3 separate regions of the Homo sapiens genome follow, and regions 2 and 3 are each linked to region 1. Evidence: read pairs that join two places in POLR2A ChIA-PET (ENCODE). Cell type or tissue: HepG2. All regions are shown on one strand.

Evidence for each region. ChIA-PET counts read pairs that join two places held together with the same protein. Peaks named below come from ENCODE experiments on the same cell type or tissue, not always from the same donor. Only the 100,000 strongest peaks of a DNase experiment are listed, where the experiment ranks them.
Region 2: POLR2A ChIA-PET joins it to region 1 with 5 read pairs; 4 of 35 experiments call an interaction of 5 or more read pairs at or near these places.
Region 3: POLR2A ChIA-PET joins it to region 1 with 5 read pairs; 1 of 35 experiments calls an interaction of 5 or more read pairs at or near these places.

What each region holds. Positions count from the first base shown.
Region 1 is chr6:43,925,673-43,929,672 of GRCh38, forward strand. All of the region lies in intron 1 of LINC01512 (long intergenic non-protein coding RNA 1512), which reads left to right. Among named protein-coding and RNA genes, the nearest start is that of LINC01512, 37 kb to the left of the region's middle. RefSeq lists an enhancer at 1-615. In HepG2, a CTCF peak has its summit at 1,865; DNase peaks (open chromatin) are centred at 1,179 and 1,629; H3K4me3 peaks cover 342 bases.
Region 2 is chr6:43,988,927-43,992,926 of GRCh38, forward strand. It overlaps LOC124901321 (a long non-coding RNA gene), which reads left to right and starts at 1,901. Exons shown (of 2, transcript XR_007059591.1): 1 at 1,901-1,942. RefSeq lists an enhancer at 1,030-1,539. In HepG2, no CTCF peak of the experiment used is centred here; DNase peaks (open chromatin) are centred at 1,503 and 1,945; H3K4me3 peaks cover 1,223 bases; H3K27me3 peaks cover 194 bases.
Region 3 is chr6:43,742,161-43,746,160 of GRCh38, forward strand. No RefSeq gene overlaps it. Among named protein-coding and RNA genes, the nearest start is that of VEGFA, 26 kb to the right of the region's middle. In HepG2, no CTCF peak of the experiment used is centred here; a DNase peak (open chromatin) is centred at 2,001; H3K27me3 peaks cover 2,716 bases.

The sequences.
Region 1 (4,000 bases):
GGTCCTGGGCACTGCTGAGTAAGTCTGAGGAAAGGGACAACAGCTGCAGGCCCTCCACACTCAGCTCATCACCATTCTACTGCTCAGGCCCTCATCTGCCTGATTCTTGGGGTCACTTGTTTTCCAGGGCCTAACCCCATTCTGAACTAGTTTTGGTGAGGACAGTGAGGATGTGGGAATAGGCTAATTGAAAGCATGAAGTTGAAATGAGGAGCCAGTGCTGAAGGGAGATCTTGGGCTGCCACTGAGGGAGTTTGAGCAGGATAGTGGCATGACCAGCTCTATCTTCTTTTTTTTTTTTTTTGAGATGGAGTCTCACTCTGTTGCCCAGGCTAGAGTGCAGTGGCACGATCTCGGCTCACCACAACCTCCACCTCCTGGGTTCAAGTGATTCTTCTGCCTCAGCTTCCTGAGTAGCTGGGATTAAAGGCGTGCGCCACCACACCCGGCTCATTTTGTATTTTTAGTACAGATGGGGTTTCTCCATGTTGGTCAGGCTGGTCTCGACTCCCGACCTCAGGTGATCCACCTGCCTCGGTCTCCCAAAGTGCTGGGATTACAGGCGTGAGCCACCGTGCCCGGCCTGACCAGCTCTATCTTTAAAAGATCACTCCACTGTGATGTGGAGAAGGGGTTGCAGGGCAATGGTGGACACAGGAAGGGCTGATAAGAAGCAACTGTGATAGTCCAGACACCTGCCTCTGGGAGCCTAAAACACTCCACATAGGTGGGAAGGCTTCAAAAGAGGCCTGGGGATGAAGCTGTTGCCCTCCAGCCTGCCGCGCTTCCCGGGGACCTGCAAACGTCCATCCTTTCCTCGGTCGATTCCTCGTCCAGCCTGTGGTCCTTGGGGCTCTGATTTATTCAGCTTGGGAACCAGGCAGCGAGTCTCATGTCTGCCCCAGGCCTCAAAATAGATTATTTTTTTTATTAGCTGTCCCTTGTTAACTCATAATTGCAATCATGTAACATTTAATAGAGGCACAAAGCGATCCCCATCACTGCTCCACAATCATTCATTAGCTAACAAGACAGAGCAGCTCATAAAAAAAAAGCCGTTAAAAAAATTCCGGGGAAATGGAAAGCAGGAGGTGATGCAAGCCCTGGTTAACAAAGGCTGAGGGTTGGGGGGAGGCATGAGAGGGTGTGAGTGGAATAACCCAAGCCTGATAAGCCACAAAGCAGCGCCTGCTGCTCCCTCCTCCCTCTGCCGCCTGAGTCAGAGAAGCCGGGATGTGTTCAAAATCAAGCAATGTAATTAGCAGGTTGCATCATGCCTCTCGATTATAAATTACAATGGCCACAAAGAGGGTGGATGGAGGAGCAGGGATTAGATGGGGTAACCCAATCCCAGTGCCGGGAAGGGGGACAGAGGGCCCGGGAGCTGCCCCCCGCCACTAGGAGCCACTCGGAGTGGCCTCTGTCTACTGTGTCTAGGGACAGCAACAAGGCCTACTCAATACCTGCTTTGTGTAGCCTGGGATAATGATTTACAAACTCAAGGAAATCAGGAGGTGTGAAAAGAAGATAGCCCTCTTAACCCAGCCATTGTCTACCCTCTGCTGGAATGTCCCTCAGCTCCACCCACCTGGTGCACCTGTGCACACGGATGCTGTTTGAGGATGGTCCACGTGAGGAGCCCTCATAGGGGCTGGACTGATAAGATCTAAAAGGGTTGCTGGGCTCGAGGTGTGGCGACACAGTCAGGGATGATTGAGACTCGGCAAACAGGAATACACCTGAGTGATTCCCTGAGCCGTCTCTGTAGTAGGGGAGGATGGGAGCTTGGGCTGATGACAGAGCAAGCTGTCTCCTAGGAGTTGAAGACCTGGTTCCATCCCAAACTTTGCCACTGGGAGGCTGTAGGAGCCTGGCAAGCCATTTCTCCTCTCTGGGCCTCAGCTTCCCCCCTACAACCCAACTGCTGGCTATATGACCCAGGCAAGTTATTTTCCATCTCTGTGTCTCTACTTCCCCACCAGGCCTTGCTACAACTGGTCATGTGACCTGAGACCAGCTCCCCCTCCGCATCCTCAGTTTCTCCATTTACAAGGAGGAAAGTTATCCAGACAATCTTTAAAGTTCAGCTGGGGCCTTCTCTTAGTCTAAGGTGAACTCTGTTTTTCCAAAGACTAACCAACTAGCCAGCTCACCTGGTACCTTGGAGACCAGGGAAATGGGCCTGGCAACCCTGCCCTCTAGCCATCTGCATGAATCAGAGCCCGGTGAAGCAGAGGGGAAGTCAGTCTCAGGCAAATCAAGTCACTGGTGGCACTGCTCCCCGTGAGCCCGTGTAGACACACCCTTTACTTCCTCCTGGTGGAAGATTTGGCCTTTCAGTTTAGCCTTTGCAAACAGCATTTACTTGACAATGTTTTCTTAGCAGCCCTATTCTTGTACACAGGAAATAATCCCATTAACTTTATTATCTCTGCAAAGAAAGGACAAGGATATAGATTTGCCCTTAAGTTCAATGAACTCAGTTCTCTCTTGAAAGGAAAAGCACAGAACTGAGGCAATTGCCTTGTAGGAAGCTTTCTTTGGGTAAGACCTGGCTCTAGTGGAGAGATATTGCAGCTGCCTTTTGAACTGTGGCCCTCAGCTGCTCTGGGGCCCCCAAATCTTCTCTCTGGGCCTCACTTTCATCCCCATCACCACCTCCTCACACCTACATTCTGTTGACTGAGGGACTGGACCAAACTGATGGAGAGAAGTAGGTATTCTCAACAAGCAAGGAGAGGCAGAGGCGATCGGGAGGGAATCCCGACTAGCACTGCCTTCGCTCAGACCCCAGCATTACTCCCTTGGACTACTGTAGAGACCTCCAGTCTTGGCCCCTCAGATCTCTTTGCTCCTTTGCAGCCACAGGACCTTGCTAAAAATTGTGGCTGATCACACTCTTCCCCTGCTTGAACCCCATCAAAGGCACCCCTGTCCAAAAGTCCCAGGGCCTAGTAGGCTCCACAGGCTCCCCAAGCCTGGGCCGTGCTTTTTTCTCCAGCCACTTCCTTCTACTTGCAGCCCAAGCTACCCTGAATCATTGGTCCTTTCCAGCAAACCCCAGGCTATTTCATACCTCCACACCTTTGAGCGAGCTGTTCCCATTGCCCGGACTGCCCTTCCCCTTGTTCACCTGGCCAACTTAGGTTCAGTCTTAGGGGCCGGGCACGGTGGCTCACACCTGTAATCCCAGCACTTTGGGAGGCCAAGGCTGGTGGATCACTTGAGATCAGGAGTTTGAGACCAGCCTGACCAACATGGTGAAACCACGTCTCTACTAAAAATACAAAAACTAGCCGAGTGTGGTGGTGGGCTCCTGCAATCCCAGCTACTCAGGAGGCTGAGGCAGGAGAATCGCTTGAACCCGGGAGGTGGAGGTTGCAGTGAGCCGAGATCGCGCCATTGCACATGGAGGGCAACATGAGCAAAACTCCGTCTCAAAAAAACGAAAAACAAAAAACAACAACAAAAAACAAAACAAAAAGAAAAAACTAAAAGATGCAGCCTAGGAACCTTGCTTTAGTATTAGTATCCCCTCCTCCCAGAACCCCTTCTCCAGGCAGCTCTTCTGTGCCTTCCAACATGAGCAAGCTCTAGCCCAGCAAGTCCTTATGTGCCATGTCCCCCGGAGTCCATGAGCTCCCTGGGGAGGAACTGAGCATCCCATAGTCAAACCCTCACAAACATCTTCTGTGTTGAACTGCTGCCTTTTCCTACAGCAAGCAAGAGGCAGATGTAGCCTGAGGCCTAGGGCTTGGGGTGAAGTCTGGAAAAGTTGCTCATCCATTCATTCACTTATTCATTTGTGTCATCTGAATACATGTAGTGAGGGGAGGGGGCAGGGATGAGCAGGCTGGGAAGGGAAGGACCAGACCTATCAGCTTCGTATACCACCCTGAAGGCACTTATAGGCTCCATGGAAGTCCCTGGCCCTTGGGTGGGTTGGGAGAATATCCCAGAAGCCAGCTCCCAGTGCAAGTTGGCCTCCAGGGTGGACAGA
Region 2 (4,000 bases), 63 kb after region 1:
TACCAATTCGACTTCTTTGCTGTGTGACCTTAGGCAAGTCACTTAACCTCTCTGGGCCCCATTCTCTTTAAACACCACTGTTGTGATGTTTAAACACAGTAATGGATGGGGTGCACTAGTACAGTGCCTCAGACATAGTAAGTGCTCAGTTAAAAATGGTTGTTTTTTGTAGCCTGGGAAAGTAGCTCATGTCTGTAATCCCAGCACTTTAGGAAGCCAAGGCAGGAGGATCTCTTGAAGCCAGGAGTTTGAGATCAGCCTAGGCAACATAGCAAGACCCCATTTCTACAAAAGATAAAAAATTAAAATAATAGAAAAGGGTCATTATTTGTGAAATGAATGGAAAAGGTGTCTGTGCCTGTGTGTGTGTGTGTGTGTGTGTGTGTGTGTGTGTGTGTGTGTGTTAGAAGGAGTGTCTTCTCAAACTCTCAGCCTCAGTTTCTCAGCCCTCAGGAAGCAGTAGTTAATTACTTGGGTCAACAGCCACACCCTCAGTCCCTACTCCATGTCACGGGCTGTGATGGGTGCTGGCAAAGGGGAAGGATTTGGGGTGCAGGGCCCCTCTTCACAGGACCAGTGGACACTGGTTCCTTAGAAGGAACACTGAAGTTAGTGGAGCCCCTCCTCATTTTGCATCCAGCCTAGGAACAGAGCAACTCCGTCTGGCCACGTGCAGTCGCCAGCTTTGGGGACAGGCAGAGCTGAGGGGCTGCCCCCTCAACACCCCACACAAAGGAGCAGAGCAGTGAAAGCCCCGTCCCGAGGACAAGGGCAGTGGGGCATGTGCCGGTAACGGGAGAAGGCCAGCCCTTTCTTATTTTGGGAGGCAGGAGGCAGCAGGTGGCTGGCTGGTGCTGGGACATGTGAACCCTCCTGTCGGGGGCCATGTGGTCAGCAGCAGGGCAGCCTGGCAGTGCCGGGCTCAGCCTAGGCCCCACATGAGCCCATCAGCCAGACACATTTGTGGCCACAGAGGGAGGGAGATCCAGTTTCTCCACAAGGGCATCCTCTGTAGCACAGCTTGGAAGTGGGGGAAAGGACACCTGGCACCTGCCCCACCCCCATATTCCCCAAGGAAGCTGACTCCAGGGACCTGAGTGTTCGGAGGAGCTCCCAGTCTGAGTGGGGAGATGCAATCTTTATACCCCAGGAGTTTCTAATCCATGAGAGACACAGCCTCTGCCCTGAGGCAGCCCTCAGTCTGAGGGAGAAAACACAGACCTGGCATCAGAGAGCTCCAAATCTGAGTGGAGAGGCCCATTCTGAGGAGGGGGTTGGCCACAGTGAGGGCATGGGGGCTGCAGGGGCTGGAGCACTCCATTAGGGCTGGTGGAAGCCACAATGTTGCAGGTTCCTGCGGGAGCCAAGTTATTTTGGGTGGGCAGGAGGAGCAGGCGACTTTCCAGATTAAAATAGCTTTCCCTGGGTGTCATTCCTGAGACGTGTTCAGATCCCAGCAGCATGCTCGTCACACGGTTATGTTCCTCCTGTCCCTCCCAGTCGGGTGGGCAGGGCCAGGTTGGCAGTCCTGCCCAGGCTGGAGGAGGTAGGAAAGTAGAGATGAGCCTTGCTTCCTAATCAGGGCAGCACGGAAATGTGAATCCAGTCTCCGGGGCCACTGAAAGCTGCCCACCACTTGCCCAACTCCTTCTAAAGGGCCTGCAGTTCTAGGAACAGGACACAGTCTGAGCACTGCACGGTAGCGCTCACCCCCTCTTTCCCCTTCGCCATTCCTGCAGCTCTTGCCTTCTTCCATGGGCCACCAGCTCCAGCTATCTCTGATCCCTGTCCCCCATGAACTCTCTGCCTTTCCTGCCCTCCCCCACCCACCACACAGAGGAATCCAGATGCCTTGCACACGTGACTCCTCTGAGCTGGGCAGAGGACCCTGGCCAGGCCCAGACAACATAAATACATCCTGAGAGTTTACATTGTGTGGGCCGTGAGTACACAGCAGTCGGCCGGCTGCTGCCCCTGTTTACCCCTGTTTATTCCCTGGGGGTTCATGGACAGGGCGCCACCATAGGAGGAGGGTGGAGGGAATCCTTGGGTGGCTGCAGCTGTGTGGATGTCAACGTACTAAGAACCCCAGGAAAGCTTGTAGGCCTCACAGGCCACTCCCTCCTACCACGTCCCAGCTGCCCTCCCTGTTCCAATGAAGATGCCGTGATGCACGTGGGAGTCTGAGTACAGAGTGGCCTCCCTGAGTCTGTGGTTGGGGGGCCCCCTGGCCGTCCTTCCCCTTGGCCCTCAGCCCTGCCCCAGGAACCCAGCTCAAGCTTTCGTGGATTTTCTGAGGTCAGGCCAAGCTGGGCCTGGCTTGGGTTAATCATTATTCATGCTGTCTCTGGAACTTTTCCAGGATGTTTTCATTTTCTGAGCACTTCTGATCTCTCAGCATCTTCCCCACTGGCTCTGAAAAGCAAATTCTGCTGGGATTGTCCATTGTGTGCATGGGAAGGTTGAGGCCCAAAGGGTATGCCGGTCCTGAGTTCCACCATAGCTGTCTGCGGTGCTTGCGTTCAAAATCAGTGAGAAGCCAGCAGAGATGACTGCCTCATAGTGACCCTGCACAGAGATCCACTTTACAGATGAGAAACTGAGGCTCAAAGTGGTTCAGTGACTTGCCCACGGTTACTCAGCTGGTGAAGTCGCCATTCAAACTCAGCTCTGTCTGGCTCTAACTTCCCTGCATGGTCCTTCCCACCCACAGCCCACCTCTTACCCAGAGAGCTCAGATGAGCAGGCAGGGAGACAAGACGGTTTTCCAAAAGCTCCACCCTTCCCTAAGATATTTCTATTGGAAAGCCAGAGTGCATTCATTCCTGTGAATTCTTTCTCATTGGTAGTGTAAACTCCTGTGCCAAAAATTGGTGGGGTCGGGGGCGGCGGGGGCGGGGGGAGAGACTAATAATAATAATAATAAAAATAACAAAAGCTAATGTTTATTGAGCACTTGCTGTATGCATGCTTCTAGTCTAAGTGCTATATAGTAAATACAATATCTCACGGAATCCTCACTACAACTCTGTAAGACATGATATTATTCAGTCCTGTTTACAGCTGAGAAGACTGAGGCACAAAGAGGTATGGTGACTTGTCCAAGGTCAGGTATCAGAGCCACGATTGGAACCCAGAGCCACTGTGCTGTGTGTAGGAGATCTGGGTGATGACTGACTTCGCAGAGTAGTTTAAATAGCATGGTTGTGCACAGAGGCACACACACACAGCAAATAGTGAGGGACAGGTGAAGCTGAGCCACGGTGTCTGGGAGTAACGTGAGTAGTGCAGGGTGGATTAGGGAAGGGTTCCTGGTGGAGATGGGATGTGTGGCAGGGCTTAAAGGATGTGAGAGATATAGACCATGCCCAACAGTGTGGGGGCCTGGGGCAGGATTATCCACAAAGAGTCACCCACGTGACCTGAACATAGTAGGTGTTGAGTAACTGTTATTGGATGATTGGTGATAGCAACATGGTGGTTGTGATGGAAGTAGCAACAGAGGAGGGAGTGGTCTGATGGTGCTGGTGGCAATGGTAGCTATGTCAGTGCTGGAGGAAGTAGCGATGATGGTGTGACAGTGGAGGTGTTAGGTGGTGTTGGTGATGAAGATGGGAATGGAATTAGCAATAAAGGCAAGAACAAAGACACCTTTTACTTTACCAACCTGTACAATCCTTTGCAGCAGACACCAGCCTCACACATTCTTAATCCTCACAGCTACCTTCAGGTGGTATCCTCATTTTACAAACGATGACACTGAACCACAAGCAAGTCAAATCCTGCTTGTGCAAGGTCACAAGGCCAGTAAGTAGCAGAAACCCGATTGGCTCAGGCTCTCTGCCTTCAGGGCCAGTGGCTCTCAGCTTCCTCCCCACTCAGAGGGAGGGCAGTGTCATGATGCCATGGGTGGGTATCAAGGCGAGGGCATTCTGCACTCCCAACACAGCAGGCTCAGCTGTGCTCTGTTTGGAGGAGTGGGGTGGAGCAAGACTGAGTG
Region 3 (4,000 bases), 180 kb before region 1:
AATCTTTCATTGTTCTAGAGGCTAAGGTCTGAGGACACCAGTGGCTAGAGTCAGAGGTGCCAGGAAAGCTGAGGAGGCAGCCTGGAGGAGGGGCCGTTCCATGTGTGAAGTCTGCAGTGTCTCTATAACCTTTGGAGGCATCAGAAGGGGCCTGAGCCCAAAGGCTGCCTTTGCCAGTTCCCCAGAAAAGTGAGGCCCCTGACTTATTACCCCTATGAGTCAGTCAATCAATCAATCATCCAATCAATCCATTCATTAAGACACTTATTGAACACCTGCACCATGACAGTCTCTGTGCTAAGTCCCTCCTTCAGCAGCCCCCACCTGGCCCCTGCCTGTTAGGAGCATCCAGGCTCAGCTATTCGAACTGGCACATCAAAGGGGGATTGGCCCTGATCCCTCATCAGAGGCTTCTTTCCAGGGATCGGCCTGAAGATGTGGCAGCTCCTCTGCTTCTCTCACCATCCCCAATCTCACCCGCAACAGGGGAAGGGATCTTCATTTCCCAGGCACTTCTAGGCCTTTGTAGAGCCTGCTCCCTCTGCCAGGACAGTCTTGGTTCTGTGCTGTGCAAAATTCCTCTCTTTCCCTTTCTTTCAAAACAGGTTTCAAGCCCCTTCTCCAGAAAACTTTCTTTGAAAACGTCTGTCCTCCACTCAGCTTTCCTGCCCTGTTTCTTAGTGCTCTCAGAATATAGTGTATACCCTGCAAATTGTTCCCTCCTGTGGTCTGGGCTTCTTTCCTGCCTACCTGTCCCGTCTCACGTGGCCAGCTACCAGTTGTAAAAGGACTGGTGATCTGGCACTAGGATACTGATGCCTCACCTTTAATTCATAGCATTTTACCTCCCAAATTTGTGTGGTGTGCTATTGGGGAGCTAGGCACTGTGATAGGCGGTGGGGTGGCCCTGCCCTCAGAACCCTCTCAGCCTGCTGGGCTATAATGTCCCCCTGCCCCCACCACACCACATCCCTCTTGCCTTGAATCCCAGCTTCATCCAGTGGAGACCTGTGGTGTGCCTGTCCTTCATCAGACTGGGGTGTCCCCCTGAAGAGGGAACAGTGTGTGGTGAGCTCTTGCAGGGGGCCCTTTGCTCCCCTCCAGCTGCAGAGCACCGGCTAACCTTGTCCTCACTCCCCCTGCTACCCAAGCAGGCCCACGGTTGTTTATGGTTCAAATGCAGACCCCAGGGGCTGAGGCCTCTCCAACACCCAGAACTGAGCTGTCCCGTCCTCAGCTTTCCAAGAACAGGCTCTGTCGAGCACACATGGTTGTGAAACGATCCTGCTGGGCTCTCTAAGAGATGAGGCCATTTATGGGCTGAGTGGGCTGCCGTGGGCTGCCAAGGGTCAGGCTGGGGACCTGTGTGCGTTGAGACTCTGGTCAGTCTCCTCTCTGCACACAGCCTCCAGGAGCAAGGGCTAGACACAGACGGGCATTCTTCCCAAGTTTAATTTTGAATATGCTTAAATTATTTTAAAAGCAGTCTTGCCATATCAGGAACCCCAAATTAAACTCACACGTATGTTCCTGCGGGATGGGGAGCTAAGGCCTTCCCACTAGGGCTTCTCCAGAGCAGAAGACACAGAGAGGAAAATAGGCTTTCCAAGTTGGAGGGCAGGACAGGTTGCATAATTTGTGGGCCCAGTGAAAAAAGAAATATGAGTCCCACATTGTGCTGAGGAGAGATCTGTGGCCTGAGAGGGGAAGGGCCCTGGCCTCTGCTACCCTGGGAGGCAACATCACAGCCAGGAATGGGGCCTGCCGCTCTTACTCCTTAACCAGTGCTCACCCCAGGCCCAGCTGTGCCAGGAAGGCCTTGTTTCCATCCTGGGCCTTCGCTTGCCTTCCCCCTGCTTATTCCTGGGCCTCCAAAAAGCTTCTCTGTCCCCCAAGCTCTCCTCTTCCAGGAGGTCTTCCTTTCCTGTTTGGACAGTTTTACCTGCTGGTTAGTCCCATGCTTCTTCCCCTTTCCAGGCTCTCTCATAGCTTTGCCCTTGACCTTCTGAGCCTTTGTTTACTTTTTATGTGAGTGACAGAGAGCAGCCTCCTTCCTCCCTTGGCCATAGTTCTTTGGGGGTCTTCTTCATCATACTAGGAGCTCTCTGAGGATAGGGCAAGCTCTCCTTTCAGACTGGGGGTCCCTGGGGTTGGAAGTCTTTCTTGGGACTCCCCCTAGGCTTCCCTTGGCAGACCCAACGTTGCACTAGAGGGGTGACTGTGCCTGGTGTGGTGCCCAGTTGGCTGTGTGTGTGCACACGTGTGTGTGTGTATGTGTGTATTGTGTGGGGAGGGTTTGCTTTTGGTTTTCCATCACCTTCCCTGTCCTTTCCTGATCAGATCCTCTGAGTGAGGCTGGTTAGGGAGATGGAGCTTGGAATGAGGGAGGAAGATGGGGTGGTATGGCACCCCAGCCCTACGTCCGGCCAGGGCTCCAATGGAGTGTGGGCAGCATGACCTTCTTCCTGGGCCTCCCGCTGGGGTGTGAGGGAGGAAGGCCGGTCTTGAGCTGGGGTCAGGGTGGAGAGGGGCAGCCTTTCAGCTGAGGTCCGTCACTCAGAGGCAGGGTCCGTGGCATTTGGCCGGCAGGGGAGAAGGGAGGGAATGTGAGGAATAGGCTGACTCAGCAGTTGCCCCCTCCCAGCTCTGGGGACAGGCGCTGGGGGAGGACTGATTGCTGAGAACATGCAGATGGTGGTGGCAGTTCCTCTGGGTTGTGTTTTGAGGGGAGGGCTGGGGAGAGATAGGAGTCAGAAACACCAGAGTCCCCCAGAAATACTGGGGAGGCATGAAAGGGAGCTGGAGGAGGGGAACCCAGGAGAGGGTACCTTTTGACATTGCCATAGCTGTGAATATCAGTGACATGCAAAGGAATGCCCCAAACACGAAGAAGGCCGCTCCTTTGTGGGGATGAGCTGGGGACAGTATGAGGAGAGGGCTTGGCTAGGGGGCAATGGGACCTGTGAGGGAGTAGAGGGTGTTAAGAGTGAGCCAACAGCCGCCCAGCCCGGCCCAGCCGAAGGGGAGGTAGACGGCAGGCCTGCTTTTGCCGAATCTAGAGCTCCTCTCTGCAACTTGATCGTAAGCTTCATTAAGGCAGAGGCCGTCTCATAACATCTCTTAATTATCTGACAACCCCTCCACAGGGCTGGGCACATATAAGCATTGTGCCCAAGTTTAATTTTGAGTATACTTAAATTATTTTTCAAGCAGTCTTGCAATATCAGGAACCCCACATTAAACTCATACCCATAATCCCAGCTATTTACTTTTCTCCTTGTACCTTCCAAAATCTTTATAGGCATGCTTACGTAAGGGTGACTTAGGTAAACGCGGCCTGAGTCAGGCTTTTCCACCAGCTTTGCCGGGTGCACTGGTTGACGGGGTGTAAGTGTGTGTATCGGGCTCCTTTGCTCTGAAGTAACCCTTGTTTGCAGGCAAGGAGAGCTGGGGGCACCCTCACTACCCAGTCTCCATGCTCTTCCCTCTGTTTACATTGCTGCCAAGCGGGCACCTGCTTCATTTATATTCTCACTTGAAACAACTCTGACTTATGCAAAAATGGACTTACTTAAGATTTACCAGAACAGAATACTAGCTTGATTTGGGGACTGTGTGTGTGTGGCAATGGCTGGTTGATTTCAGGTAGTGATTCCCAAACATTTTGAGCTGGAAAACCCTATTTTAACACTAAAAAACAAAAACAAAAACAAAACCTTCAGAGAACTCCAAAAGACAGTGATTGTATAACAGATATTCATCATCTGAGAAAAATCCATGAAGACAACAAACTGTGGTGAAGTTAGAAATAATTTGAAATTATCACATATTATTGATCTCCATAGTATCTACATAAGTTTGAAAGAAAAATAGCAAATGCATTCAGGAATATTATTCACTTGACTATGTGAGCAAAGATGTTCATGACAGCATTATAATTTAAAGTCAAATAACTAGGGTCTGTTGGGAGATATTGTCCCCTACTTGGGTACGTGACTCC